Regions from separate parts of the Homo sapiens genome. Here region 2 is linked to region 1. Evidence: chromatin loops called from intact Hi-C (ENCODE). Cell type or tissue: IMR-90. All regions are shown on one strand. Links, peaks and the distances in the headings refer to the core of each region. The heading gives the core; the rest is flanking DNA. Region 1 has its middle 60 kb from the start of AREG. Region 2 overlaps LOC107986229 (a long non-coding RNA gene).

Region 1 (5,381 bases), core at 319-5,318:
ATTCTGGGTTCATAGATGATGCTCTTTATTCTGTCCTCGCATGATGTAAGAGGTGAGGAATCTATCTTGGGCCTCTTTTATAAGGACACTAATTCCATTCATGAGGACTCTGCCATTTATAACCTAATCACCTCCCAAAAGCACCACCTCCTAATACCATCACTTTGGGGGTTGGGATTTCAACATATGAATTTTGGGGGTACAAAAATATCCCGACTATAGCCTTCTACCCCTGGAACCCCAAAGTTCATTTTATTTTCACGTGTGAGAGAGATTTATTTTATCCCAATAGCCCCGACAGTTTTAAGTGACACCAGCATCAACTCAAAAATTTAAAGTCTCATATAAATATCATCTAAATCTGATATGGGTAATATTCAAGATAGAATTCATCCTAAGGCAAATAGCTCCCCAGCTCTGAACCTGTGAATTCAAACATGTTATGTGCTTCCAAAATACAACTGTGGGACAGGGCATAGGACAGAAATTCCCATCCAAAAGGGAGAGACATGAAAAAAAGAAAGAAAGAAATGACATCTCCCAGGCAGGTCTAAAATCCAACAGCACATGCAACATTAAATCTTGAGGCTTCAGAATAATCTTCTTTGATCCAATACTCTACCCTCTATACTCATTGGGACAGAGGTCTCACGTTCTGGACCCACTGAGTGGAAGTTCTGTTCCTGCAGCTTTTCTGTGCAAGGTTGGGCCCCCATGGGTTTGGGAGGCTCTTCCCCACAGCTGTGAGACATGCCTCAGCTTTCATGGATTGGAGTTATATGCCTGCAGCTCTCTCAAGCTGGAATTACATACTGGTGGATCTGCTTGTCTGGGGTCATGAAGGCAACCCCACTCCAACGACTCAGCTTTTCACTGAATGAGATGGTACTTTGGGGAAGATATGAGATAATTCATTGCATCAGGACCTGAGATGGTGTGTAGGAAGACTTCTCCAGGGATGCTGACCAAGGTCCATTTCCTCTTTTCCCTACCAATCCTGAAAGAATAACACTCTTTATGCTTGTCATTACATTGTTAGTCATGACACACAGAGAGTAGTTACAATGAGCCATGGGAAATGACGCATTCACTTCTTTGATGGAGGCACTTCTGCCTTTCTAGTCCCACTTCCTGCAGTGTCCAACTCTTACTGCATGTAGTGATAGAACTAAATGACCTCTATTTTATCAGAAATGCCACACCTTTCTAGCTATATGCACCTTTGCATGCAGTTCCCTACACCTTTATTTTTTCTCATTTGAATAATTTTCTTTCATAATTCTAGACAAATTTTAGTTGCCCTCTGTACTAGGTAGCTTTCCCTCTGTTAAATGACCCTGCTAAGTTAACTAATATAAATGCCTTTTGTTATAGTTGCCATAGTAACTTTAAATTTACTGTGTGCTCATCTGCCTTTAGATTGTAAGTTTCTAAAGAGCACAGATCATATTTTTATTTGCTTTTGTACTCCAGAAATTAAAATAGTGCCTAACACATAGTTTATGCTCAATACATACTTTTTGATCTGAACTAAACCACTAGTCCTGATATGTAACTTGTCTCTCAGCTTTAGAATTCCACCTTAAATTGCAACTTCTGAGAAGCAGAAAGGACATTGTCTGGTAGATGGCTCAGGGCCAACCAAAATATTTAACTCTGTGGTAATTATAATGCTGAAAACACAGCACATAATTTCCATAGGTTTTTTTTTTTTACTTTATTCATCCGCTTGAAAAATGCATATTGAAGAACATAGGGGAAAACTTCAATGGCATTGGTCTGGGCAAAGTTTTTTGGATATGATCTCAAAAGCACAGGCAACAAAAGCAAAATAGACAAATGGGATTATATCAAACTAAAAACTTCTGCACAGAACACACATACATACACACACACAAACACATATATACACACACACACCCACTTCAGAGTGAAGAGACCACTTATAGAATGGAAGAAAATATTTGTAAACCACACATCTAGTAAGGGGTTAATATTCTTTCAGTGACACAATGGGCTGACTATTGTTAACAATAATTTATTGTATATTTCAAAATAAATAAGAGTGGAATTGGAATGTTCGTAACACAAAGAAATGTTAAATGCTTGATGTGATGAATATCCCAGTTACCCCGATTTGATCATTATGTATTGTATGTTTGGGTCAGAATTTCACATGTACCTCCAAAACATGTACAACTATTATGTGACCATAATAATTAAAAATAAAGCAACTTGATAGCAAGAAAAAAAAATCCCATTTAAACATGGGCATAAGACCTGAATAGACATTTCTCCAAAGAAGATATACAGATGCCCAACAGGTATATGGAAAAATGCTCAACATCACTAATCACCAGGGAAACATAAATTAAAGTCACAATGGGATATCACCTCATACCCGTAGGAATGGCTCTTGTCAAAAAGAGAAAGACAAATGTTGGTGGGGATAAAAAGAAAAGGGAACTGTCGCGTACTGTTGGTGGGAATGTAAATTAGTACAGCCATTTTGAAAAACAGTATGGGGTTTTCTTTAAAAACTCAAAATAGAGGGGTCGCTTCCAAGATGGCCAAATAGGAAGAGCTCTGGTCTGCAGCTCCCAGCAAGATCATCGCAGAAGATGGGTGATTTCTGCATTTCCAACTGAAGTACCTGGTTCATCTCATTGGGACTGGCTGGACAGTGGGTGCAGCCCACAAAGAGTGAGCTGAAGCAGGGTGGGGCATCATCTCACCCAGGAAGTGCAAGGGATCAGGGGATTTCCCTTTCCTATCCAAGAGAAGCCATGACAGACTGTACCTGGAGAAATGGTACACTCCTGACCAAATACTGCACTTTCCCACAGTCTTAGCAACAAGCAGACCAGGAGATACCCTCCTGTGCCTGACTCGGCAGGTCCCATGCCCATGAAGCCTTGCTCACTGCTAGCACAGCAGTCTGAAATCAACCTGCGAGGCTGCAGCTTGACAGGGGGAGGGGCATCCGCCATTGCTGACGCTTCAGTAGCTCACAGTGTAAACAAAGAGGCCAGGAAGCACAAACTTGGCAGAGCTCACCACAACTCAGTAAGGCTTACTGCCTCTATAGAGGCACTTGTAGGGGCAGGGCATAGTAGAAAAAAGGACAGCAGACAGCTTCTACAGACTTAAATGTCCCTGTCTGACAGCTCTGAAGAGAGCAGTGGTTCTCTCAGCATGGCATTTGAGCTCCAAAAACAGACAGACTGCCTCCTCAAGCAGGTCCCTGAACCCCGTGTAGCCTGACTGGGAATCACCTCTCCAATAGGAGTCAACAGACACCTCAAACAGGCAGGTGTCCCTCTGGGACAAAACTTCCAGACGAAGGATCAGGCAGCAATATTTGCTGTTCTGCAGCCTCTGCTGGTGATACCCAGGCAAACAGGGTCTGGAGTGGACCTCCAGCAAACTTCAACAGACCTGCAGCTGAGGGGTCTGACTGTTAGAAGGAAAACTAACAAACAGAAAGGAATAGAATCGATATCAATAAAAAGGACATCCACACCAAAACCCCATCTCTAGGTCACCAACATCAAAGACCAAAGGTAGATAAAACCACAAAGATGAGGAGAAACCAGAGCAGAAAAGCTGAAAATTCCAAAAAACAGAGCACTTCTTCTCCTCCAAGGGATCACAGCTCCTCACCAGCAAGGGAACAAAACTGGACGGAGAATGAGTTTGACAAGGTGACAGAAGTAGGCTTCAGAAGGTCAGTAATAACAAACTTCTCTGAGCTAAAGAAGCATGTTCTAAACCAACATAAAGAAGATAAAAACCTTGAAAGAAGGTTAGATGAATGGCTAACTAGAATAAACAGTGTAGAGAAGACCTTAAATTACCTCATGGAGCTGAAAACCATGGCACAAGAACTTCGTGACACATACACAAGCATCAATAGCTGATTCAATCAAGTGGAAGAAAGGATATCAGTGATTGAAGATCAAATTAATGAAACAAAGCAAGAAGACAAGATTAGAGAAAAAAGAGTGAAAAGAAACAAACAAATCCTCCAAGACATATGGGACTATGTGAAAAGACCAAATATACGTTTGATTGGTGTACCTGAAAGTGACTGGGAGAATGGAACCAAGTTAGGAAACACTCTTCAGGATATTATCCAGGAGAACTTCCCTAACCTAGCAAGGAAGGCCAACATTCAAATTCAGGAAATAAAGAGAACACCACAAAGATACTCTTTGAGAAGAGCAACCTCAAGAAACAAGATTGTCAGCTTCACCAAGGTTAAAATGAAGGAAAAAATGTTAAGGGCAGCCAGAAAGCTCGGGTCACCCACAAAGGGAAGCCCATCAGACTAACAGCTGATCTCTTGGCAGAAACCATACAAGCCAGAAGAGAGTGGGGGCCAACATTCAATGTTCTTGAAGAAAATAACTTTCAACCCAGAATCTCATATCCAGCCAAACTAAGCTTCATAAGTGAAGGAGAAATAAAATCCTGTACAGACAAGCAAATGCTGAGAGATTTTGTCACCACCAGGCCTGCCTTACAAGAGCTCCTGAAGAAAGCACTAAACGTGGAAAGGAACAACTGGTATGAGCCACTGCATAAACATGACAAATGGTAAAGACCATTGACACTATGAAGAAACTGCATCAATTAACGGGCAAAATAACCAGCTAACATCGTAATGATGGGATCAAATTTAAACATAACAATCTTAACCTTAAATATAAATGGGCTAAATGCCCCAATTAAAAGACACAGACTGGCAAATTGGATAAAGAGTCAAGACTCATCAGTGTGCTGTATTCAAGAGACCCATCTTACGTGCAAAGGTGCACATAGGCTCAAAATAAAGGGATGGAGGACGATCTACCAAGCAACCGGAAAGCAAAAAAAAAAAAAAAAAAAAAAGCAGGGGTTGTAATCCTAGTCTCTGATAAAACAGATTTAAACCAACAAAGATCAAAAGAGACAAGGCCACTACATAATGGTAAAGGGATCAATTCACCAAGAAGAGCTAAAGAGCCTAAATATATATGCACCCAGTACAGGAGCACCCAGATTCTTGAAGCAAGTCCTTAGAAAGGACAAAGAGACTTAGACTCCCACACAATAATATTGGGAGACTTTAGCACCCCACTGTCAATATTGGACAGATTAACAAGACAGAAGGTTAACAAGGATATCCAGGACTTGAACTCACCTCTGGACCAAGGACCAAGTGGACCTAATAGACATCTACAGAACTCTATACCCCAAATCAACAGAATACACATTCTTCTCAGCACCAAATCACATTTATTCTAAAATTGACCACATAATTGGTAGTAAAACATACCTAAGCAAATGTAAAAGAACAGAAATCACAACAAACTGTCTCTCAGACCACAGTGCAATCA
Region 2 (5,381 bases), core at 266-5,265, 71 kb after region 1:
AACTTGTTTGATTTTTTAAAAATTTTTGGCTGGGCGTGGTGGCTCACATCTGTAATTCCAGCACTTTGGGAGGCAGAGGTGGGTGGATCACTTGAGGTGGGGAGTTCAAGACTAGTCTGGCCAACACCCCCGTCTGTACTAAAAATACAAAAATTAGCCAGGTGTAGTGGCGCACATATGTAATCCCAGCTACTTGGGAGGCCGAGGCAAGAGAACTGCTTGAACCTGGGAGGCAGAGGTTGCAGTAAGCCAAGATCATGCCACTGCACTCCAGCCTGGGAAACAGAGAGAGACTCCATATAAAATAATAATAATAATAATACATAAAAACTAATTTAAAAAAATAAAAAAATTCCATATCACTAGCTAGCATGCTTATTTATATTGCTTAATATTATTTCAGTTCTAAGCCCTACATGTTGGCTTCCAGCTGCAGATAATAAAGGTTTTGTTTTTTCTCATACTCTACCTGCAGTCACACCATACATGTGAATACACTCCTGCTGCTGTCTCCCGATGTGATAACAAGCAGATTGATATCCACTGTTTACATTGTTATGATGATGGAGATGCTTTTGGCAGTGGAGCCATTTCATATCTCTTGAGTATCTTTTCTTTCTTTTTGACTTTTTCCACTTTTAAGTTCTTTTGAATCCCAAGGCTCTATCTCATTTTCCTTTGCCAATTTTTCTATTTATCACGAACTTATGGAAACTCTTCTCCAGCTGTGTTAATCTTCTTTCCATGTATTCAAATATTAAGTACGTTAAGTAGCCTATCAATTTTACCTTCCTATAATCTCTCTCCAGTCCTTCTGATCTGCCCCAGTCTAGTTTGGTTAATCTCAAGGCCTGCTACCTTACCATGATTTTGGTGATTTCTATCCCCACCATCCTTTGTTGTATCCCTTGTTTGTCAGACTTTGTCTTCCTCTTTCATGGTTCACTTTCCTGTTTTCATAGACAATATCCTCTAGGAGTTTCCTCCTCATTCAGTCAATCAACTTTTTGCTACATACCCAGTGCAATGCACTGTTCCAGGCACTGAGGGTGCAGTGGGGATGCATCCTGATGGGACTATATTTTGAAAAGCACCAAGATAGAAAAGGACCAAACTGCTTCCATCCACTTGCAGCAAAGACAATCCTGTCCCATCGGCCCTACAGAGCAGTGATGCTGTAGGAGAGAGTTGGCAACATCTTCCTAGTATCCAGTTCCCATCTTTTCAGGTGAAAACATCCTTTTCTCTGGGAATGGTGCCTGCCTCCCCTACTTCATGTGATCATGACCACATGGTCTAGCCTGGGGATAGACAGATAGCAAAAGCTGAGCTTTTATATACAGACTTTTAGTGCATAGTCTGAGGTCACTAAACAGAATTATACACTTAGAGCTCTCCATAGCTATGCCCCCTTTACCCCTTGAGCATGGAAGTTTGCTCCATTCAAAACTTGCCTCATTCTCTAGAGGTACAGTGCATGTACTCTGTGTAAGACATTGCACCAAATCCCATGAGCTACACCTGAAGAAAGCCTGCCTGCATACGGATAGAATAAGGTTAATGTAGACAGAATCAAAGTTGAGAGAGAAAGAGACAGAGAGACAGAGAGATCCACATCATTTGTCTGTCCAGTACACCTCCAAGTTCTACCCTTGGAATCCCAAATCCTTCCAGGCACTTAATTTCCCCCTTTTGCTTAGCTAATTTGATCTGAGTAATGAAAAGCAGTAAAAGAGAAATCAGCTATTGCAGAAAAATATTTGGAAGATACTCTATTAAAGGCCTGAGATCTCCCTCACAATCCAGTGTAATGGCTTTTCCCTCTCCCAGAAAATAAGATGAGATTAAATAAAATTCTCCAATGTCTCTGGACCCCTTCCAAATGACATTCCACACATCTGCAGTAAAGAAGGAGAGCAGATGAATATGTAAGATCAGCACATTCCCTATGAAAAGAACACCTTTGTCAGGACATAGTCTCTATGAGGTCAGGGATTTTTCTAATAATATTCACTCCTATGTCCCTCATGCTTAGAAAAGTATTTGTTGAATGGATATACACAGGCATATATTCATATGCTTGAATGAACTTCTAACACATAAAAGATTGAAGGCCTATCATTGTCCTCAACAAGAGAAATAGAGAACATTGTGTTGGGTGTTTGCCATAGGCCCTTAAGTTTTGTCTGAGTGAAACAATGAAAGAAGAAGACATCTCCATTCTTTGTCCCCCTAACCCCACCAAAAAATGTTTTTTCTTTTCTTTTTTTTTTTTTTTTTTGTTTTTTTTGAGACAGAGTCTCACTGTGACACTCAGGCTGGAGTGCAGTGGTACAATCTTGCCTCAGTGCAACCTCTGCCTTCTGGGTTAAAGCAACCCTCCTGCCTCAGCCTCCTGAGTAGCTGGGGACTGCAAGCATGCACCACCACACCTGGTTAATTTTTATATTTTTAGTAGAGATGGGGTTTTTCCATGTTGGTCAGGCTGGTCCCGAACTCCTGACTTCAAGTGATCTGCCCACCAGAAGATTTTTAAGGTTCATGACTTCTAATTGGATCAGATAAACCCTAAAGGGGTTATTGAATCACAACTTCAGGCAGAAGTACTAGGACGATTTCTACCCCATTGCAATGAAAGAAAACAAAGTACAGTCCCTCCTACAGAGGGAAGATAGTGCCGATTTTGACAGAATATAAAACACAAAGTAAAGGCAAAAAGAAAAAAAATATTTTCTTAACACTTTTGGATAAAACCAGGCTTATCTTTGTTCTCAAGCTATTTCCAGGGAGCTAGAGTGGATGGGCCACTTAGCAATATCCTTATACACACAATCCTTATTAGAAGATTGCTTCATGATGAAATGTCAGGCAACCCATCAAAATGCTATTGATTATGTTATTAAAGAGTACAGATAGAAAATAATAAATCAATTGTGGTTGTTGCTTATTCAGACTTTTAAAGATATGTGAACAACCTGAGACTTCATCTTTAGAGAAGTGGATGAGGTTTAAATGGGGCAAGACTTCTTTTCCAGATAACCAATATATCACTTTTTAGCTGAAAGGGACATAAAAACTCCATTTGGAGGCTGAGGGTATATTTTTCAATGTCTCAAATGAGCTTCTCTTTGAAATATTAATGATTCGTCTCAATGGTGCCCAAGGAAGAAGTATTGATGGTCAGACAACCAAAACTACCTTCAAATTTGATGGTATTTTTGTTACATATGCTACATTCAATGGAAACATTCAAGAGAAACTTTCTAGCATAGACTAAAAGATACAGCAAGACAAACCCTCACCACTTGGTGCTGAGGGACAAATCCAGCAAGTCATGTTGGAGTGTTTGTCTCCCTGCCATTGTCACTGTGAGACCCAGTTATTGGTATGAAGAGGTGTTGGGAAAAGACTATTACTGATTGCTTATGTCAACTAAACAGATAAGCCAAGATGAAAGATCTGTAGTTAATGGTTTTTCTGCTTTTGCTCGACATAAAATCTAAATTGTTCATGTTGACATACTCATAATGAAATGAGTTAACTCTGAGAGTTATTTGGCCACTTTTTGTTCTGTTTTGTGTGTTGAAGCTAGGTGCTAATCTCACAAGCACATTCATTTTCAATTTTGCTAGTCTTTCTTCATAGAACTTCTTCTGATTTTTATGTTTTTATATGTTCATTTTTTATCTCCCACCCTTGAAAGTAAACTCTATTCTTTGTCTAGCATGTATAGCAGTGTCATCTCAGCTCCTACTATTCATAATAGGTCCCCAATAAATAATTGATAAATGACAGGAGGCTTTGCCAGCATTAGTCACCTTCCCTCAGAAGATTTCCATCTCTTCCTAACTTCAATTTTTGAAATAGAAGGCATATGAACACACTGTAATTCTTCCCCTTAAAGAATGAAAATTGGCCAGGAGCGGTGGCTCACGCCTATAATCCCAGTACTTTTGGAGGCTGAGGCAGGCGGATCACGAGGTCAGGAGATCCAGACCATCCTGGCTAACACGGTGAAATCCCGTCTCTACTAAAAATACAAAAAAAATTAGCCAGGCTAGGAGGCGGGCGCCTGTAGTCCCAGCTACTCGGGAGGCTGAGGCAGGAGAGTGGCGTGAACCCGGGAGGCGGAGCTTGCAGTGAGCCGAGATGACGCCACTGCACTCCAGCCTAGGCGACAGAGCAAGACTCCGTCTCAAAAAAAAAAAAAAAAAAAAAAAGAATGAAAATTCACCTCAGACGCCCTTACCAGAGGACTGGCATTTGGAAAAAGAATCTAATACTAATTTTCCTGCTGAAAGAAGACTGCTGATAAAGATGATTATAATAGTCCTGGTTGGTAAACTTATTTTGATGATGCATTAACTATAGCTGGGTTTTCACCTATATGCTTTCAAAACATACACAGAAAGGGATTAACTTGAGTGGCTAAATCAATATGGTTGTTAAAACTAGCAGATTAAGTAGTTATACAGTAAGTACAGATGACAGAGTACAATACAAAAATTGCTTATTACTCATCCTTAAATAAATTAATCATCTATTATGGACAGAGAAAACAAATAACTTCATCCAGGGAAACTCACTGAGAGAACACACTTCCTTAACATAAACAGTGGAAACAGAAATCATGTTTCATGAAGTAGTTTTCAAATATGCAGAGTCAATATGGTCTACAGTAACAAAATGAAGATTATTACTTTTCTTCAGTTGAATTTGCCTTATATAACCAACCAGTGTGTGAGTTGGTGAAAATGCCTGTATTGTCATATGGTTTTATAACATGGGGGTTAGACAGACCTGATTTATGTATTAGTTTCCTATTGCTGCTATAAAAATTTACCACAAACTTATTATTATTTTTTTTTTCCACAGAGTTTCGCTCTGTTGCCAGGCTGGAGTGTAGTGGCGCGATCTTGGCTCACTGCAGCCTCCGCCTCCTAGATTCAAGCAATTCTCCTGCCTCAGTCTCCTGAGTAGCTGGGACTACAGGCGCGCGCCGCCACGCCCGGCTAATCTTTTTGGATTTTTAGTAGAGATGGGGTTTCAACATGTTGGACAGGATGGTCTCAATCTCCTGACTTCGCGATCCGTCTGCCTCGGCCTCCAAAGTGTTGGGATTACAGGCGTGAGCCACCGCGCCCGGCTAAACTTACGGTTTTAAACAACATAAGTTTATCATTTTATAGTCCTGGAGGTCTGAAGACTGAAATGGGTGAACAAGGCTAAAATTCAGGTGTCAGGAGGGCTGCTTTTCTACTGGAAGCTCTGGAGGATAATCTGTTTCTTGTCTTTTCTAGCTTCTAGAGGCTACATGCATTCTTTGGATCATGGCACCTTTCTCCCACATTCAAAGCTCATGACTCTAACCTCTGCTTCCA

What was found. A loop is a pair of places that touch in the nucleus more often than their neighbours do. Peaks named below come from ENCODE experiments on the same cell type or tissue, not always from the same donor. Only the 100,000 strongest peaks of a DNase experiment are listed, where the experiment ranks them.
Region 2: it touches region 1 in a loop (5-fold over the local background); 2 of 110 quality-filtered maps call a loop at or near these places.

What each region holds. Positions count from the first base shown.
Region 1 is chr4:74,502,772-74,508,152 of GRCh38, forward strand. No RefSeq gene overlaps it. Among named protein-coding and RNA genes, the nearest start is that of AREG, 60 kb to the left of the region's middle. RefSeq lists an enhancer at 390-1,589. In IMR-90, for the core only: no CTCF peak of the experiment used is centred there; DNase peaks (open chromatin) are centred at 950 and 3,030; H3K27ac peaks cover 755 bases.
Region 2 is chr4:74,574,010-74,579,390 of GRCh38, forward strand. All of the region lies in intron 2 of LOC107986229 (a long non-coding RNA gene), which reads right to left. It overlaps LOC124900716 (a long non-coding RNA gene), which reads left to right. Exons shown (of 2, transcript XR_007058141.1): 2 at 4,876-5,381. Among named protein-coding and RNA genes, the nearest start is that of AREG, 130 kb to the left of the region's middle. In IMR-90, for the core only: no CTCF peak of the experiment used is centred there; no DNase peak of the experiment used is centred there.